Regions from separate parts of the Mus musculus genome. Here region 1 is linked to region 2. The links are chromatin loops, found by intact Hi-C in ENCODE. Cell type or tissue: heart. All regions are shown on one strand. Each heading gives the region's core, and the rest is flanking DNA. Links, peaks and the distances in the headings are about the cores only. Region 1 holds the start of Celsr1 (cadherin, EGF LAG seven-pass G-type receptor 1). Region 2 overlaps Celsr1 (cadherin, EGF LAG seven-pass G-type receptor 1).

Region 1 (9,961 bases), core at 4,444-6,943, 66 kb after region 2:
GTGAGAGGGATCAGCAGGGAGAGGTGCTTGCCACCAAGCCTGACAACTGGGGTTCAATTCCCGAGACCCACCTGGTGGAAGGGGAGAACCAATTACCTGGAGTTGTCCTCTGACCTCCACGTGAGCACCGTGGAACACTACATCTGTGCACATTCACACACTAACTAAATGATTAAACAACTAAATAAACAGTGGAATGTCAGCATCACTTAAAAAAAAAAAAGTTTCTCAGGTGGTTATTATTAAAGGCCAACACAAGTAACTTTCCCTGTGTCCATAAGAAAACGTCCCCAGCACAGAATAGAAAACGGCATCCAGACACCCCACAATAGAAAAAGAGCACCAAGAAGATCCAGCATGCAAAAATGGCAGCTCTTTTTGAATTAGCACCTGCAGACTCACATATATTTTTAAAAAACAGTTTTGTCTTTGAGGAGTACAGAACCATCAATAATCTCTTTATAGTGAAAAGGGCCACCCCCCACCCTCAGCTCCCCACCCTCCCCCAGTCCCCCCAGCCCAAGTCCCTCAACCCCACCCCCGGCCAGTACATCCCTCACATCCGCTGGGCCCCAGGTGCACCTCCCCAGTTCATCAGGCTCTTCTCGGGGTTCACAGCTCACAGCCCTTCCAGGAAGGCCTCCCGGAAGACCCAATCTAGCACTTCAGGGCAGTCATAGCTTCAAAGGCTTTAGGGCATGGCTGTTAAATACTGTAAAGCCAATTACGTGGCACTGAAAGCAGTGTTGAGTGAGCCTGAATCAACAGCTTTCCCACACTGTTCCTTCATAAAATTCGAGAGTCGCCTCCGGGAGAACCCAGGCCTGGTCTGGTCTTTTCCCTGGCCTGCTGTTGAGACCTGCAGGCCTGGCGGGTCACAGTGAGTCTCTTCTTTGAAGAATGAAACAGCCAAAGGTCTAAGGGCCGGCAGCATGGCGGCATGCACATCCCAACTGATCGCCCAAACGGCAGTGGAATCAAATCTGTTTAGCAGGTTCATCCCTCAAACCTTTGCCCTTAGGTGGGGTCAGCTTTTATCCTGATCACAGAATCCCCCCACCCCACAGACTATTGCTTCACACCTCTGAGCCTCCGTATCTTCATGCGGAAACCTCTAGTGGCCAGAGGGACAGTAAGAATGTGGGAGTTTAGAAAGTTGCCTGGAGCTAGAGTCAGAGGGAATGATCATCACCCAGCGATGAACCTGGGCACATGAGGCCCCAGGTTCACAGGAGAACACCATTTCAGACAAGAGTCCCTGATGATTACCAAGCAATCGGAGCCCTGATGCACCACAGCTGTGGTTTGACTGTGCAACGACACAAGTACTACAAACCACACCCCTGTGAATTGATCCATGGCAGACACACAAATGCCCCTGTCCCCAGCATGAACTTGCCTCCCCTTAAACACTCTTAAATACTCCCCCAGACCTAAACCCAACCATTTTGCCAGAGTTTCTACTCTACTTTATCCAGAAGACATAGACCGGAAGGAAACAGAACCTTCTAGAAGCAGCCACAACCCTGGTTAATAACTTAGCAGCCTGTTCCAAGGTGGTCTCTCCACTTTCTCCCCAACAGGTCGTGACCAAAGCCATGTTGGGTCACTACACTGCTTTAAAACCAAGCCCTCAAGTCCCACATGATATTAAGAGACCTTTTGGGAGGGCACCTAGTGACTCCCCAGCTCCTCCTGCACAAATAAGACTCTCAGCCAACAGTGCAATGAGACGAGGAAACAGAGCTTCAGTTCTATCAAATCTCATAACCGGCTCACCACATGAAACACAGACTAAGGACTCCACACGCCTGAGCTCTCCTCCCTGGTATATTGGTCAGTGGCCTGTCCCAGCTGATGGAATCCACACCTGTGACTCCCAGGCAGCCAGGGTCCCTCCCAGAGTCACTAGGGCCCTTTCATTGTCCCTTAGCCCCCTGTTCAACCCTCTCTCCTCCGGGTCTCCCAGCACCCAGGCCTTGTTACCCAGCAGGTTTACTGCCAAGCCTGTGATGGCTGAGCGGGCACTTCCTCTCCTTTCTGCCCATCCTCCTGCACCTCCCCACCAGCCCTGAAGCAGGCTGCTGGTTCTCACACTAAGTTGCATAGCCTATGAACAAACTCCCAAATTATAAGCCGGAGTCCAGGGACCAGAGCCAAGATCAAACGGGGGCTGTGCTTTTTCAAAGAGTCACCCAGGGGCAGCACACATGAGTCCATTGTTATTATCTAGAGGAGACAGAAAAGCTAGACCGAGGGAACCCCAGTCATATTACAGGGTGACTCAGGGACCATCCAGCAATTTCCAACGGTCCCACCCGGGAACTAATTGGCACATGGAGCAGGGAGTGACCTTTGATCCTTCCAGACAGCCACGCATGCTGCAGGCTTACTAAAGAACATCATTGGACAAACCAGACAACTTGGATAAGCCCAAGGCCGGGTTTTAACAGCATGATTTGGGAGAAGCATAAAAAACCCTACATTTGAACTTGAAACAGCCCAGGCTTGCTCCCCACAAACCTGCTGAAGAAGGCAATGAGGGGGCCTCCTCCTCCACGGACCTGGGTAGGGAGCACGCCCCCACCATGCAACCAATCACAGCAGCAAATGCCAAGATGGTTGCCCAGGCCCTGCCCAAATGTGTCTAAGCATGCCCAGGCGGCTATTGGCGGGTCCCGGAGGTTCTCTGGGAGTCCCGAGGGAGCAGCTCCTGCCCACAGGCCACTCACCTGACACAGACACCTCCATGAGCGCCTCCAGTGGCCGGTTGTTGTCCAGATCCCGGCTGAGCTGCAACTCTCCTGTGGCGGGATCCAGCAGCAGCAGGCTCAGCTCGTTGCCTTGCAGAAAGGTGTAATTGAGGCTGTCAGATAGGTCAGGGTCGTGGGCTGGGATGCGGCCGATCACACCACTGGGGAAGCTGTTGGATTTATTGGTGACATAGTTGTTGAAAAGGATCTGGAAGTCAGGCAACTCCGGTGGGTTGTCATTCTGGTCCAGGAGACGGATGTGCACGGTGGCCCGGCTTACCAGAGGAGCAGACGTGGCCTGCACCACCAACATATAGTCCCTCCGGACCTCAAAATCCAACTCGACCAGGGCACGGAGGTCACCACTCAGTAGGTCCAGCTGGAAGACCTCGGGCACATTGCCCTCCACGATCTGATACATGATCTGAGCATTCGGACCTTCGTCCGGGTCGTTGGCCCTTATTCTTGCTACCACTGAACCCACAGGGCTGTTCTCTTCCACAAACAGCTCCAGCTCGTCCTTCTCAAACACTGGGGGGTTGTCGTTAATGTCCAACACACTCACCTGAATTCCCACTGACGCACTGAGGGGATTCGGGCTGCCCCGATCCACAGCGAGAGCCCAAAGGTTGTACACGGCCACATTCTCTCTGTCCAGCCGGCGCTGGGTACGGATCACACCAGACGTGGGCTCAATGTAGAAATCTCCATCTCCATCATCCCCACCCTGGAAAGTGTACAGGAGGCGGCCATTAGGGCCTGAGTCACGGTCTGTAGCAGAGACCTGGAGGACACTGGTAGATGGGGGGGCATCCTCGAAAACAGAACCCTGGTAGAAATCTCGCAGGAACCTGGGCGCGTTGTCATTGGCGTCGAGGATAAGGATCTCCAGAGAGGTAGTGTCTGACTTCTGAGGAATGCCATTGTCCTGAGCCGTGATGGCCAGCGTGTAGGCAGCCTGGTCCTCATAGTCCAGTTCCGTCATGGTATAGATGGTGCCAGTGTCCGGGTCAATGCGGAACTGTGGTACGGGATCCTCTAGCACATAGGTGATGCGGGCGTTCTCACCCGTATCCTCATCCGTGGCACTGATGGTAGCGATGGAGGTGCCCACGGGCCGGTCTTCACTCACACTGACCGTGTAGTGGGAACTCTGGAAGACCGGCCTGTGGGTGTTGGCATCTGTAACGTTGATAAAGACCTGCGCGGTGTGTGAACGCGTGCCATCGGACGCGGTCACAGCCAGCACATACTGCCGTTCCTGCTTGTAGTCCAGGGGCAGTGCCAAGGTGATAAGGCCACCGCCGCTCTGGCTGCTGAGTGCGAAGCGGTTGCGGGTGTTCCCACCCGTCAGCTGGTAGGTGATCACACTATTGGCATCACGGTCTCGGGCCCTGAGGGTCAGCACGCTGCTCCCGACAGCCGCATCCTCATTCAGACGCAGCTCATACACAGGCTGCGTGAACATGGGGTCGTTATCATTTACATCCAGCACTGTGATGGACACGCTGGCAGAGGAGCTCATGGCTGGTGAGCCATGGTCCACTGCTTCTACTCCAAAGCTATAGTGTTCCACCTCCTCACGGTCCAGCTCCGCGCACACAGTAATCCAACCGGAGCTGTTGTGGATTTGGAAGGGGAAGTCTGGGGCAGAGGCAGGGTTCTCAGAGTCGACACTGCTGCCCCCCACGATAGTGGAGGCTGTGTCCACTAGACGGTACTGCAGCCTGGCGTTCTCCCCTGCATCTGCGTCCACCGCTTGGATGTGCAGGACTGAGTGGCCGAGGGGCACATTCTCTAGCACGGCAGCCTGAAAGGGGCTGCTCACAAAGATGGGCGCATTGTCGTTCACATCTAACACCTGCACCGAGACCAGTCCTGAGGAATTAATGAGAGGAGGCCGGCCCCCATCCTGGGCTTTGATGCGCAGGGTGTACTCCCGGATGGCCTCGAAGTCCAGCGGGTTGATAACATCCAGGCTCCCACTAAGCGAATGCAGGTAGAACTGACCCTTCAGGTTGCCACTAACGATGCTGTAGTGTATGGCTGCATTCTGCCCCTGGTCCCGGTCAGTGGCCTGGACTCGAAGCACAGCCGTGTTGACGGCTACGTCTTCTGGGACTTGAACCACATAGCGCTTCTCACTGAACTGGGGGTAGTTGTCATTCTCGTCTTCTACCACTATGTGGACGGTGGCTGAGGCACTGAGTGGGCCTGGATTGCGACCCTGGTCATTGGCCTCCACCAGCAGCTGGTACTCAGCCGCCTCCTCACGGTCCACCACAGCCCGTGTGCGCACGACACCTGATCGTGCGTCTATCTCAAAGACACCACCTGCGCCCTCCAGCAGACGATAGCGCATGTTTGCGTTGGAAGGGGCATCCCCGTCGGTGGCACGGATGGTCAGAACCTCATAGCCCACCTCCAGGTTTTCTCGAATTCGCTCTCGATACTCAGACTGCTCAAAGACTGGGCTGTGGTCGTTAGTGTCACTGACAGTTACGGTGAGGTAGGTGGCAGCTGAGCGCCTCGGGGAGCCGTGGTCCACAGCACTAACTTTGAGTACATGAGTGTCCTTGGTCTCCCGGTCCAGGGAGCGGGCTGTGGTCACTGCACCCGTGGCGGCATCGATGAGGAAGTAGCCATTAGAGCGCTCATCGAACAGCGCCTCCATCTGGTAGCTAAGGCGTCCTGCATCGCCTTCGTCTGGGTCGTGCGCGCGCAGTTCGATGACCGCAGTGCCCGCAGGCTCATTCTCAGGCACTGACACCTGGTAGCTGGGCAGCGGGAACTGCGGGCTCGTGCTGCTGCCCGTGCCCCGCCTAGACCGTCGCACCACCCCCGCCCGAGGTTGGGACAGGTTAAGCAACGATGGCGACACCGAGGGCGACTCTGAGGGCGTCCCAGAGGTCGCCTCTATTACCAGCTCTACCCAAACGGCGCCTGCCGCGCGTCCCAGGGCGCACACCAGACGCAGCTCAGCTGAACCTCCTGGCCGCAGGCAAATGGGTCCGCGCCTGCAGCCGGTCCCGGCGACCGGCGGGCAGCTGCAGGCGGGGAAGTTGGTGATGGCCTCAAGCACCGAAGTCAGCGAGGCTGCGCCGCCGCCTGCGGCCGGGAAGCAGAGCGCATCTCCAAGTCCAGGAACTGAGCGGACGGCCGGAGAGCGCAGCTCTGCACCGCGGGCCGAGCGGCGCAACAGCCGGACCCCACAGCGGGCACCATAGGCGCGTGCCCTTAGTACCAAGCTCGGGGCCGTCGGGGCGCCGCGGGCGACCAGCCGGACCTGCAGCGGCAGCAGCCTCCCGGCCAAGCGGGCACAGCCCAGAGTCCCCGCGCCAAGCCCAAGCCTCCGACCGGCTGCTGGCCCCTCGCGGCTCACGTCCAGCAGCTCCCGAGGCGTGCGCGTGGTGTCCAACCTGTAGCTCCAGCCGGGTCCGAGAGCGAAGGCGCGGGCCCCGCCAGGCACCCGCAGCTCCCAAGCGGCTGCTCCCAACTCCAGGGCTGGCAGGGCGGCGGCGGCCAGCAACACCAGCGCGGGCAGCACGCGCGGCGATGACGGCGCCATGGCCCGGAGCCGCAGCCCGAGCCGGGCGCCGGAGCACAATCCATGCACCCGGCGCACCTCCGCATCCACCCGGCGCGGCCGGGGGGCGGCTCCCGCGCGCCCAGCGCCGGGCCCTCGGGGCGGCCCGCGCTCTGCCTCCCCGGGGGCCCTGGCGAGGACACCGGGGGCCGCGCGCCCGGCCTCCCGCTCAGCTTCCACTTCGAGAGCACTTTGCGAAAGTTTGCCAAGTTGGTTTCAAGATGGCTCCTCCGTGCGTCCCGGGAGGGCGCCGCGCATCAACCTGCAGCAGCGCCGGCTCCAGGCGGCTCCAGGTGGCCCCAGCACCGACTCTGCTGGGCGGGCGTGGGAAGCTGGGCGGGCCCGGGGCGGGGCGGGGGCTGCGATCACCACACCGCCCGCAGACCCTGGCGACGGATTGCTGGCTAGGCGGTGTGCTTTGCCAGCGCCCCCGCCACTCTCTCTCTCTCCCCGCCCCCGGCCCCGCCCCGCCCCCTCCCAGTGGCTCATTGTTCAGCCCTGGGAGGGGGAGGATGATGGGGAGGGAGCCAGCCAGGAGGTGCGCGCCCCGATGATCTCCATGGAGACGTGGGGGCGCGGCCCTAGCGGGGCCTGGCCTCCAGCCCCTTCCCTTTCGGTCTTGGCACCCAACATCCGCAGAGGACCGGGCCCTGGGAGCGTGGCGCTCAACTACTGCTCTAGAGTCCCGGGCCGCGGCTGCTAAAGAGTCCCTCGTACAGTTTCCTCTGGGCCGAGTGCTGTTCAATCCTCGCATTGCACCTGATAGTGCAGATCTATGAGTAAGCCACCCCTGGCGTCGAGAGAGTTAGATCTAGAGTTCCAAGATACAGAGGTGCTAGAAAACTTCGGTAGAGTCGTGGCGGTGGCAGGGGACTGGGAGACTGTTAGACTCCAGCCTCGCGGGAGCTCAAATGCTTAACTCCAAGGAGTTCCTTGGATTTTGAAATCTCATGGGCAGTTAACCGGATTCGGGTTCCACTTTGTTTAAAGTGCAACATTTAAATTGGAAAGAAAAATAATGTAGTTTGGAGGTGACAGTGGGAGGGGCCTTGTTCCCCAGAACATGCTGTGGGGCCTGAACATTGGTGGAGGAGACCGTCTGTCACCAAACCCCTAGTTACTGCCCATCAGGGGACAAGCAAACACTGAGGGGGCAGGATCCGTGAGAACCTGGGGAAAACCAGAAGGGGGCTGGAGAATCACTCTCGCCCTGCGTGAAAGGGTGGGGCGTGGCTTCAGAGCCGCAAGACCGAGCCTAGATTCCAAAGGAGCACACCTTAAAGGCGGTGCTTCCGAACTAGGGAGGGGAGAGGCGGACCTTTGCAACATTTTCCCCACCTCCTTGAAAGGGGCCCAAGCCCACTGCAGCCTCAGTCACGCATGGACACACTGGGCAGGCCTCTTGCCTTTGAAAGATTTCTCCTGGGATCAGTTGGAGGAGTGGGACCCTGAAGGCTGCTTGATCACCATCAGAGTTGGGTTTTCTAGGCAGTCAGGGCCCAGCAGGATGACAATAGGACAATAGGACACAGGGTCGCTTTAAAACCTGTGGGGGGGGGGAGTTGGGGGGGAGCTGGAAAGATGGCTCAGTGGTCAAGAGCACCGACTGCTCTTTCAGAGGTTCAATTCCCAGCAACTACATGGTGGTCACAACCATCTGTAATGGGATCCGATGAGTGTGTCTGAAAAGTGTACAGTGTACTTACATAAAATAAATAAATAGATAAATCTTTAAAGAAAAGACAACAAAACAAAAAACAAAAACAGTCAAGGGAGCTTCCTCAGCATTAATAGCATATATGTGTACTAATATACACATGTGTGATATTAATCATATATATACGATCATACATATAGCATAAAGTTTATGTCATAGATGAATCTCTGGGATTTCTCAGTAGCTGAAAATAATCTTTTCTTACTGGGAACAACAGAAGCCATTACACTAACCTAAAGGTAGAGTTGTTTTTGGACCCTCATAGATCTTGAGAGCTCTCTTTAGAACTGTGTGTGAAGAGAGTGGGAAGGAGACAAAAATCTAACCCTTAAATGTGACAGGGCCAGGACCTTACCCCAGGCTACTCTTGGGGGTGCACTTGCAGGAAATTCAAGGTTCTGGAGCCTCAGGAAGAAGAGCCCCTGGGTGTGGGAGGGAGAAAGCTGGAGAAACCACACACACACACACACACACACACACACACACACACACACACACATACGGCGCATGTAGCAATAGGTCTTTAAATAGGGTGGGTTGGGTTTAAATAAACAGAATTCAAAAGCATGGAGTAAGTTGGGTGTGGGTGCTTTCCTGGAACCAGACACCTGCAAGCTTCCAGTTAACATTTCCTGGTCCCAGGGATCAGGCCAGCCCAGGCCAGCCCACAAGGGCAAGTCTGGTTGACAGGCTGTCAACAGAGGCCAATAAGAGTCTTCTGTTCATAGACAGGTCGGGAGCAAGGCCCAGTCCACCAGGTGGGGGCCAAGGGTGCCCCTCTCTGAACCTGGCAGAGCTCATTTCACAGTGCTACGAAGTGCATAAGCTACGGCCTCTTTCCCTGTGCACATCCAGGCCCCCGGGTTTAAAGGAAAGGGATACAAAGACAGGCTGCAGCTTGCGATGGGGTTTCAGGGTGGTCCAGTAGCATCCAAGGGACAGAAATGCGGTGGAGTTCGGTGGTAGAGATAGAGCATCTACCCAGCATGCTCCAGGCCCTGGCTTCTAGCCCTAGCCCTACAAAAAATAATAATTAAAAAAAATGCATTGGGGGAGAGATTTGTAAAGGTGGAACTAGGAGGAGAGAAGGGAGGGGCTGTGATAGGGAAGTAAAATGAATAAAGAAAAATTAATTGGAGGGCTGGAGAGAGGGCTCAGCAGTTAAGAACACTGACTGCTCTTCTGAAAGTCCTGAGTTCAAATCCCAGCAACCACATGGTGGCTCACAATCTGACACCCTCTTCTGGCGTGTCTGAAGACAACTACAGTGTACTTGGAAATAATAATAAATAAATCTTTTTTAAAAAGTAATTGGGGACTGGTGAGATGGCTCAGTGGGTAAGAGCACCCGACTGCTCTTCCGAAGGTCCAGAGTTCAAATCCCAGCAACCACATGGTGGCTCACAACCATCCGTAACGAGATCTGACTCCCTCTTCTGGAGTGTCTGAAGACAGCTACAGTGTACTTACATATAATAAATAAATAAATCTTAAAAAATTTTTTTAAATTAATTGGAAAAAATAATATGCAGGCTTATTGTGAGAACAAATATCATCTATTGGGGCTGGGGAGGTAGGAATATATATATAATTCCATCCTAGAATACATACTTTAGGTTTGTTTGGGGTTTTTTTTGTTTGTTTTTTTAAAGATTTATTTATTTACTATATGTAAGTACACTGTAGCTGTCTTCAGACACTCCAGAAGTGGGTGCCAGATCTCGTTACGGATGGTTGTGAGCCACCATGTGGTTGCTGGGATTTGAACTCTGGACCTTCGGAAGAGCAGTCGGGTGCTCTTACCCACTGAGCCATCTCACCAGCCCTTGTTTGTTTTTGTTTTTTTTTAAGAATTATTTATGGCCAGGAAGTGGTGGAACATGCCTTTAGAACCAGCACTTGGGA
Region 2 (9,961 bases), core at 4,619-7,118:
ACATTCTCCAGCCCGTGCCATGATACATTCACCAGGGGACGCAAGACTCCTCTGATGTGGATGGTGGTGGCTATTCATGGGAGTCCTCTGTTGTAGATTCCATGTCACAGGAGATCCCACAGAAGGGCCCTTGCTTTGCAGGCTTGTGCCATAAGGGATGGCCTTCTGGATGGAGGGCAGAGTCTTGTCACAAAGGGACAAATACCACAATTACCCGAGCCCATAGTACAGGGTTCAGGATGTTCTGTGCCAATAGGCAAACACTGTTCATTTATCAGCCACGAGGAGGGCAGGGGTGGGAAGGGCAGTAATGAGTGCTGATGGCTAGAGCCACCCCACATCCTCAGACCTCCCTACAATGCACCCAATGGGAGGGACCTTGTTAGCCCACAGTATAGAAGATGAGGAACGAGGAGAAGTCACTTGTTCTTTGGTCATAAGGACACTGCTGGCCGGCTTCATCTTTGGGACAGAATGCAGGAACAGGCTCCTTCTCTGTCCACCCTATGAGGTCTGGACCTTAGCAGGCAACTCTGCAAATGAGGAGGCTGTGGAGTGAGCCACCCAGGGGAGGACAGAGAAGAGCACACTCCTATGTGGAGAGCACGGGCTGCAGAGAGCTACTGCAAACACGCACAAAAGCACCCAGTGGAAGCCTCACTCCACTGAACTAACTTTAACCTAGCAGAGTTCTTCAAAATGGAAGGTTTAGCTTTTCTTTCAACTAAGCAAATGTCACGGGCTCCAAATCACAGGCTTTTGACACCTAGAATCCAGTGAGTCCATTTGATATTTTGAGTGTAACGTGTCTGTATGCATGTGTTCAGGTGCTCACCGATTCAGCCACATTGGCTGGCCGGCACATCTCTGGAATCCTCCTGTCTTTGCCTCCCCAGGTGTGGGATTACATGTGCCACTGCGGCCAGCCTTCTACATGGGAGCCTGGGATTTGAACTCAGGTTCTCATGCTTGCACGAAAGTATTTTATCAAGTAAGCCACCTCCCCAGCCCCAAATGATAGATTGGAAATTTTTTAAAGTAATGTTTAAATTCTGGGGGAGAAGGGCATACAGTCAGTCTCTTACAGACAGATCAGGACCAAGGCTGGGGAATTGGGTGTCTGAGCAGCCAGCCTTGTGACACGCATAGGAGGTCTGATTCCTGGGCCTGCCCCACTGGCTACTGAGATATCAGCAATGTCCATGTGTTGGCTGGTAGGCAGGACCAGAGTAGCCTGGGATTTGGGCTGTCCCCTCTTGGAAGACTTGGCACGGATGCTCTGTTGTCCCTATGTTGAAATAACGTCCCCTGTCATCATCGACACAATGGCCTGACCCTTGAGCAGCTGGTCCAGCAGCCAGCACCAAGCAGGTCTCCTCAACCATCCAGAGCCTAGAAAGTTGAGGTGCGCAGACCCCCACGACATATTCCCAAGGGATGCCCACAAACACGGCTGCACTTACGCCAGGGAGACGGTGAAGTGGAAGCGTTGCCGCAGGCCTCGGAAGGTAACGAAGGACTGGGGTGGGAAGCTCCTGGTGCTCACTTCACAGTAGGGATGCTCATACTCGCCGGGTGGGCACACACAGTGGAAGCCTCCAATGAGCAGGTTCACGCAGGTGCCCCCGTTTTTGCATACTCCACTGGCACAGCGGCCTGAGCGAACGTTCACCTGGCAATGCTCCCCTGGAGGAGAAAGCAGAGGTTGATTGATCACACAAAGGCTGTCCTAATGCCCTAGTTTGCTTTCCCCACTCACTCTGCCATGATAACGTGAGGGGAGGAAATGGTTTATTTCAGCTATCGTCTATCATCGAGGGAAGCCAGGGCAGGAACTCAGGGCAGGAACCCAGAGGCTGAAGCAGAGGCCAGAAGGGAGGGATGGTTACTGGCTCGCTCTCCAGGGCTTGCTCAGTTTGCTTTCTTATATAACCCAGGTTGGCACCACCCAACAATGGGCTGAGCCTCCCTCATTAATCATTCATCAAGACAATGCCCCGCAGACATGGGGGTGACAGTGACAGGCCAGTCTAACAGAGATGGTTCCTCAATTGAAGTTCTCACTTCCCTGGTGACTCTAGTTTGCATACGTTGATAAAAAAACTAATGAGCACAGAGACTAAGGGAGAGCCAGTGGACAGTGGTTGTCCCCTGAGTCACACAGTTGACTTGGATGCCACAGTGACACCTGGACCTGGGGCTTGGGCAGAGCTTGCTGCCAGTTTGCAGATCCACATGTACTGCTCCCTGAAAGCAGAAATGCCTTGCTCTGGAGGTGACCCAAGAATGACGGATTATAGGGGTAAAAGATCCTCTGGGAGTTCTCTTCTGTGTCAAAGACAAGTCCCACTGAGTCCCAAGCTGCTGCTTCGGTAGCCCAGAAAACAAATCTGCTGAGACAGAAGGCAGCTGGGGTCACTAACCTGCTATATACCTTTACAGCTATTCAGGCCCACCCATGGAAAGACTGTTATCAGGCCAGGCTCAGGTCAGGCTGGTGTGTTCTCATCCACCCACCAGTTCTGCAGTAGCTGAGATGGGCTCAGAGAAAAGGACAGAGAGAGGCTGCCAGTGTGCAGAAGCAGGTGAGAAACAGTCACTGATTCATGCTGGCTCATCTCAGGTCCACAGAGTGGATACGTCCATCTCCCAAGCTGCTCCTTGGAGCCCAGGGCCCTGCCGGACACGGCTCTGAGCTTGGCCACCCTGCCGGAACCTTCGAGTTCACGTGCCTGTATTCACACCTGCACACACTCACACCGCCCTATGGGTCACACACTCAAACCCTCAGACCCTCACAAACACGTTCATGTTCACATTTGTAAACACCCCGACCGGCACATACATCCTTACCCCTGTGGCCTCAGACTCGGTCTCAAACGCGCATGCTCACAGCCGTACTCTCCTCAAGCACACTCACCTCACAGAGCATCTCATATGAACCCCCCTCCTCACACACACACTCTCACACTCAAGCACGCAGTCAGTGCTCAAAGCCTTCTATGCAACCCTTGGGAGGGCCCATCATTGAAGTTGCAACTTAGAGCTTTCTCTCTCTTCCTTCAGACACCTTAAATTCTCCCCTTTGGGAGAGAAGTTTTACTGTAGGCCAGGTTAGCCCATGCTCGCTGACGCCCAGCACATTCTGTGACCAAAGCCGCCCAAGAGACACTCTGGCCTTATGCTCCCTAAAGCGTGAAGACCAAGGGCCCTGCCTTCACCCTCCTCACAGCCAGTGCCTGAGAGCAGGGGACTTTGGAGGCTCCAGGCTCCAGGGATTGTCCAAACTTTCCCACCAGAAGAGAAAGCCAGCCTTTGCCCTGTAAGACCCTCCAAACTCCAGTCCTACCTAGCCGTGGGACTGCAGATGTGGAAGCCCAGTCTGCTCCCCCACCCCCAACTTTATCTTTTAAAGACCCTGGAAATGGAAGAGGGCCCACCCTAAGTCCTACATGACTTGCCCTCAAGTGTCTGGCTGTGTCTAAAAGACCCAGGTTTCCCGTGAGACCACATGCTGGGTCCTGTGTAGATAGGATGTGGGGAGCTCTCAATCTGCACAGTGGTTCTGTTTATCCCAGAACTCATGTCTGTCCAGTGTGGACTCTGTAAGAGGAAGGCTCTGAGGCTGGGGCTGGGGCTGGGGCGCGGGGGTGGTCCTCCAGACTTTTCCCTTCCCAGGCAAAAGGCTGTATATCTCGGGGCCCAGTCAATAGCCCACCCAATTCCTGTTTCTCTCTAGGTCCCCCTCCCCCCCCATCTAGACTAAGAGTTCCACCATCTGCCCAGGGAGGTAGGCTTTGAGTCTTGGAGACACCCGCATGCCATTGGCCCTCCCCTCCCTCCTCTATCGTTCTCACATCCCATGCCCCCATCCCACTGCCGGAACCTTCACCTTAAACCCAAGCACCCCCCAAATATGTACCTTATACCAGTTTCATTGACTCACAAAGCCTCTTGCTCTGCCTGTGACACAGTAGACCACTTCCTACAGTGCTGGTCTCTGAACACACTCACCCACTGGCTTAGTATGCCACTACTCCACAAAGATGTCACCCTACCATGCCCCTGGCCCTCAAAAGCACAGACCTAGATCATTCGCCCCACACTCTTGGCTCTAACGTAGTCACATTGCTCCTCTGGTCAGGATCCCAGAACTCTGAGCATCACTAGAGGAGCCTTACAGCTGTCTAGTCACTGATGACGAAACCCATTGATAGCTGACCTGAGGTGCCTCTCCCTCCATTTCTGAAGACCGTCTATGTCCCTTCCCCAAGACTGCCCTTGACTGTGGCTCATGCTGCAGGGAGTTTCACTGCACTCTGAGCAGGTCCAGGACCCAGGATCTCCCCCAGCTCCACCTGCAACACCACTATGTGGGAGCATGCAGTGGGGGTGCAGCCATGGGGTTCAATTTAGGGCCAAGTCCGAGAACACCTGGACCACAGTGGGTGCCTTGCGTGTTAGGGTGCTGGACTAGTGCCCATCATGAGGGGGTGTCTGAGGAGAGCTGGGTATGCTGCAGGTACTGGCGGGTGTCTGTGGGATGATATCATACAGTGCCAGGGCTTCCCACAAAGCCAAGGCAATGATTCACGCTTGAGCTAACCGTGAGGTTACAAAGCAGGCATCATTCTTCCTCTGATCCCAGCAGTGTGGGGAGATTCAGACAAAGAACCAACTGTAGGGTTAAACACACACCACTTTTATATAAGGCACTGTGAGCTGCGGTCACTGTGCTGAAGAAGATAACCCACAGCAGCCCTGGATGGAGCCTCATCTCTGGGTCCTTTGGAAGCCAATGCGGGCTGTTCTGATGTTCCCACGAGAACACTGGTCACAGCAGTCACTCTTGCCAAGGCATCAGGGATGCATCTTGGCTCACTGAGGCCTTTCCTTGCACATTATCTTCCATGTGGCTTCTCTGCATGAGGTTAGTCAGATGCCCTGGGGTGGGGGTGTTCAGTTTACAGTGCATGCATGCTCCAAGCAATGTCAACCTGGGGCTGCCAACTTGACCATGTAGCACGCACACTTGAGACCTTGAGCAGTGACGGCTTCTAATTCTGCAAGTCGTTTTAGCCCATGAGAATACTACAGGTCAAGTCTGTAAGTCCTGCATCCTTAATCCTCTCATCTCATAAAGCAACTGTAAAAGGCATGCTTTGGTCTTTTCTATGCCTCTCGTTCTCTCTCCTCTCTCTCTCTCTCTCTCTCTCTCTCTGTATTTCTCTTGCTCTCTCTCTGTGTGCATATGTTTCTGTGTATATGTGTGTACATGCATGCGTGTGTGTGTGTGTGTGTGTGTGTGTGTGTGTGTGTGTGTGTGCATGTCTGCGTGTCTGTGTGTCTATGTCCCTGAGAAGGCCAGAAGAGGGTGTTAGATGTTAGAGGTTCTGGAGCTAGAGATGCTGACCATTGTGAGCTACTGACCCTGGTGTTAGGAACGGGGACATCTGGAAGAGCAGCAAACACTCTTAACCACGGAGCCATCTCCACCCACCCTTGCTTGTTCGCTTGCTTTTCTATGGGTGCTGGACTCAAACTCACCCAACTCAAATTCACTCGGGCTTGGTTGATGGCAGGTGCCTTTCCCTCTTGAGCCCTCTCTGGCCTATCATTTTTCTTCCTGAAACAGTTACTCTATGGCCCAGAGCTCTTGACCCTTGGCCTTCCACCACAGCTATCAAGAAGTGCCATTTCGATTAAATAAATCTTCTCCAGGCTTACTGCCGTGATTTAAGTTCGTCCTTTTTCTAAGATTTCACGGTTCAGAATTTGGCGTTCCCTGAACATCCAGGTGTTCTGCTTAGAGTCAAACGCCACTTGCTGAGTTGTTCTCCACCCTGGAGCATGTCTCCCCACATCTGCCCTTGCACGCCCATGTCATAGGTAGCCCCTCCACCACACCAAGGTAAGGTTAGCTTGGACAACCTGATCGCTGAGCTCAATATTGCAGAGCATGCCACAAGGCCCATGAGGAACACTGGCCTTAGCCTCGTTAAGGCTGCATACACATAAACCCACTGAAAAAGAATAGAAAGAGTTCTGCAGGAAAGTCCCCCGAGTTGAGGCCAGGCTAGCCCCGAGTCTCATGCATGTCCTATCACTGAATAAGTACCCTACCTAGATGTGTGTGAGTAATGTCCTGTCTGCCCAGAGACTCAAGCTGGTACTGTCAGAGCCACTGACCCTCGGTCTAAACAAAAGCCATAGGACTTAGGCAAATGGGTTGCCTGTTATAGGAAGGAGTCAGCTGGTAGGTGAGAGTAGTCAGGGAGCTTTGACTCCAATGGAAGTGAAAGGACTCAGGTCCAGGGAAGCCACGGAGCAGAGGGTAGTCGTGTTCAGTTTGGGAGAGGAAATGAGGAGCTGCTGGCTCTGAGACCCACTTCAGTGCACACACGCAGGAGTAGGGACTAGAAAAGCAGAAGGCCTAGCCCAGCATCAGAGAAGCACAGTGCCCAGACCCTTGCGAGTTCATAGTGGGCAAGGTGTGCCCCTGGAAGGGAAGGGCAGGCAAAGTTTTGTCAACTTAAGTTTCTAACTAAATAAAAAAGACAAATCCTTTCTCTTTTCATAAAGACTTGAAGGCTTGAAACTAGAAAAACTAGAATTTCCAAAGGCCCCAACCAATGGTAAAGAGCTCAGACCCAACGCATAAAAGACACAAAAGTTTGGAAACTGGCAAATTCGGGCAGAGCTGAGAACCAGCAGGACGGGTGGTGAACACAGCAAGGGAGGGGGTGGGGGACTGGGGGTGGCATTGGGAACTGAGGATAGATCAACCAAAGTCAGGTCATAAACACACAGATCCCTAGAGTGGCCCGCCGGAAGCCTCATCCGAGCTCGGGCCCAGGAAGGAACCTTGCGTCCTAGCACAGAAGCCACTGTGCAACGCCATGCAGAGGCCCCACCACCACAGGAAGGGCTGTGATGGGAGAGTGGCACTCTGGGGCACTGAAAGGCGGGTGCCAGTGAGAAGTCACGGAGCGCTACGCTAAGCAGACCGACCCATCCTTCCAGGTTTCCACCCACCCACTCGTCCCTTTTCCTACCCAATCACCACTCATACTCTTCCATCCGTTGATCTATCCTTCCGTGAATCCACGAGCCCACCATCCACCTTCCTCTATCCACTGGTCTGTCTGTCCCTTCACCCATCTATTCATCTCCCATCCACCTATCCATCATCCCTCCAGATGAACTTCTTTATCCATCCGCCCGCCTATCATTTGCCTGCTTATTCAATGAATTGCCCATCATGGGACACTTTAAGAAACTGGAGCTATAAGAATGAGCAAAACCATGCTACCTGCAGCTGCAAAGTCTCTTAAACAGGCCAAATGTTTGGGAAAACAAAAAAGATGAACTGAGTCTTAAAGCAGATCCAAGGGCGATGAGGAAGCTAGAGGCAGTGAGAGGTGAGGCAGAGAGAGGGTTGCGGCCAGCTGCAGCGCTCAGACAGAGCAGACCCTTTAACCCACATGGATCGTGACATGAGGTTGCCTTTGGACCCGGGATCTCTTTCAAGCCCAAAGATTCTGAACAGACCTGAGGAAGAACCTCCAGCCTCAGGTATACCCACAAGTAAACCCAAGTAGAGAAGTGAGAGACAGCATCCTGCAGGCTGGCTTTGCAGAGGAGACCTCAGAGACCAGCAGACTGACAGGGCTAGCCACTGATGCTTGCTTTCTGGCTGTTCCAGGGGCCACACTGAGGGCTGAAAATGCTGAAAGCACCATGAGAGCAGTCGTATCACAGACCAGTCTGTGCCATCACCAGACAAGCTCTCTTCTAGGCAGGCTTCAGTGTGCTGAAGGCCCAGAGGAGGTGGGAACTTGTGTCAGTTCACACAGCTGCAAGGGTAACCCACGCCGGCATCAGCGGTGTCCGTATGGAGTCCGCAGGGATGGGTCTAGAGTATGTAAATATCTAGGATCGGCACCATAAGAAGGTGTCAGGAGATGATGGCTCAGGCCTCAAAACTTCTATCAAACTGGCAAAGCACCACTGCCCAGGACAGAGGTTTACTATCCAAACACCAGCCAATGGCTTTTGCTTTGCAGATTATATATTTATCCCAGAAGCAGGGAGACCAGTCACTCCTGGCTGGGGAGCCATCTCAAGTACCCAGAGGGTGGGTGAGGGAATAGAACTCCTTTGGCATAGGTCCTAGAATGCTGCTGTCACTCCAGGCCCTGACTCCGCCCCTCCAGGCAACTGTCACTCCAGCCCTTCCTTCCCTCCCTCCCTCCCTCCCTCCCTCCTTCCTCACTCCAGGCAGACTGCCAGGTTCTAGTCTGTCCTCCCTTCCCCCTTGGGAGTTTCCAGCTTTGTTTGACTTTCTCACCTCCTGGGGGACTGAAGAACCACAAGCTCAGGTGGCCCAGCCCCTCCCCGCTGGCCAAACTACCCAGATCTCAACAGAGGACCCAGACACCTGCTGCCCCTCGCCAAGGCTCCTAGGAGAAGGGGCAGCCAGTGGGAGAGGAAGCCCTGAGGCCAGGAGGGGCCACAGTGCTGGGGCTTGTCCAGGGTCTGTCTTTTTCTGATGACTTCATTGTCTTTGAAGCAAATTCTTAGAACTCCAGTCACACCCATTTTTTAAATATATATATATATATATATATATATATATATATATAAAATGCATTCCAGCGGTAAAGAATCAGCTCTCCACCCACCCGCAAGGTTCCCTACCTGGAGAAGCCACCTGCCTGTCTGAGGGTGGGGGCCTGCAGAGCCCGAGGGGGGAGAGGGGGTGTCACCCCGAGCCTCAGTGTTCTGAGCAGCTTCCAAAAGGGTCCTGTACTGCAATGACATTTGGAACACACCCCCTAGAATACAGCCACCTCCATGGCCTTGAAGCCACTGGGCAGAGGAGACCAGAAGATAACGAACCCCCTGTGGTACAGGAAGGGCTGCCAGAGGACACACCCACATCCCGATCCCCAGAGCTGTGTCTCTTTTCAGCCAGTGAGAGGAGCTCAGAGTGAAGACCCAGAGACTGGAAAACTATGGCACAGGGACAGACAGACAGACGGCCAGACGGCCCAAGTGACAGCATGCAGTGTGCTTTTTGTAGATTTAAACGAACTTTTTAACACAGTGGTTCTCAACCTGTGGGTTGCACAACCCCTTCAGGATTGCGTTATCAGACAGATATCCTGCCTATCGGATATTTACGTTATGATTCATAACAGTAGCAAAATTACAGTTATGAAGGAGCAATGAAATAACTTTATGGTTGGGGGGGGGGGTCACCGTGACATGAGGAACTGTATTAAAGGGCTACAGCATTAAGGACCACTGTTTTAACACAATTTCTTTTTTTTCTTTTCTTTTCTTTTTTTTTTTTTTTTTTCCGAGACAGGGTTTTTCTGTGTAGCCCTGGCTGTCCTGGAACTCACTTTGTAGACCAAGTTGGCCTCGAACTCAGAAATCCGCCTGCCTCTGCCTCCCGAGTGCTGGGATTAAAGGCGTGCACCACCACGCCTGGCTTTAACACAATTTCTGATTTGAAAAAAAAATATGCATGTGTGCATGATATATATATATATCAGTTGAAAAGTTCACGAAGTTGGTTCCTTCCTTTACATAGTTCTGGAGATTAAACTCAAACTGCCAGGCCTGTGTAAGTCCCTTTGCCTCCCTGAGCCATCTCACTGGCCCTTTAACACGGTATTTAGCAGTTGGTATGGGGACAGAAGGAAAGGAGAAGGGAGGGAATGGGAGAGAATGAAAGGGATGGACAGACAGAAACAGAGACAGGAGGGAAGGAGGAGGCAAGGAAGGGAGACCTCAAGACTGGGAGGCCTTTATCCTGTGGGGTGGGGTCTGGCTGGAAGTCTGAATCACATAGAGCAGGCACAGCAGCCAACTGGGAACTCTAAGGCCTTCACAGACAGAAAGAACTACCCAGGACATGGACACACACGCACTGAAGTATCAGTCTTCAAAA

Evidence for each region. Peaks named below come from ENCODE experiments on the same cell type or tissue, not always from the same donor. Only the 100,000 strongest peaks of a DNase experiment are listed, where the experiment ranks them.
Region 1: it touches region 2 in a loop (2.9-fold over the local background); 4 of 42 quality-filtered maps call a loop at or near these places.

Annotation. Positions count from the first base shown.
Region 1 is chr15:86,027,450-86,037,410 of GRCm38, forward strand. It overlaps Celsr1 (cadherin, EGF LAG seven-pass G-type receptor 1), which reads right to left and starts at 6,328. Exons shown (of 35, transcript NM_009886.2): 1 at 2,733-6,328. The coding sequence starts at 6,321. It overlaps Gm34764 (a long non-coding RNA gene), which reads left to right and starts at 6,804. Exons shown (of 3, transcript XR_384307.4): 1 at 6,804-7,118. In heart, for the core only: a CTCF peak has its summit at 5,421; a DNase peak (open chromatin) is centred at 6,782; H3K4me3 peaks cover 1,951 bases; H3K27ac peaks cover 1,775 bases; H3K27me3 peaks cover 2,272 bases.
Region 2 is chr15:85,961,621-85,971,581 of GRCm38, forward strand. Celsr1 (cadherin, EGF LAG seven-pass G-type receptor 1) reads right to left here. Exons shown (of 35, transcript NM_009886.2): 3 at 1,464-1,686. Among named protein-coding and RNA genes, the nearest start is that of Celsr1, 67 kb to the right of the region's middle. In heart, for the core only: no CTCF peak of the experiment used is centred there; no DNase peak of the experiment used is centred there.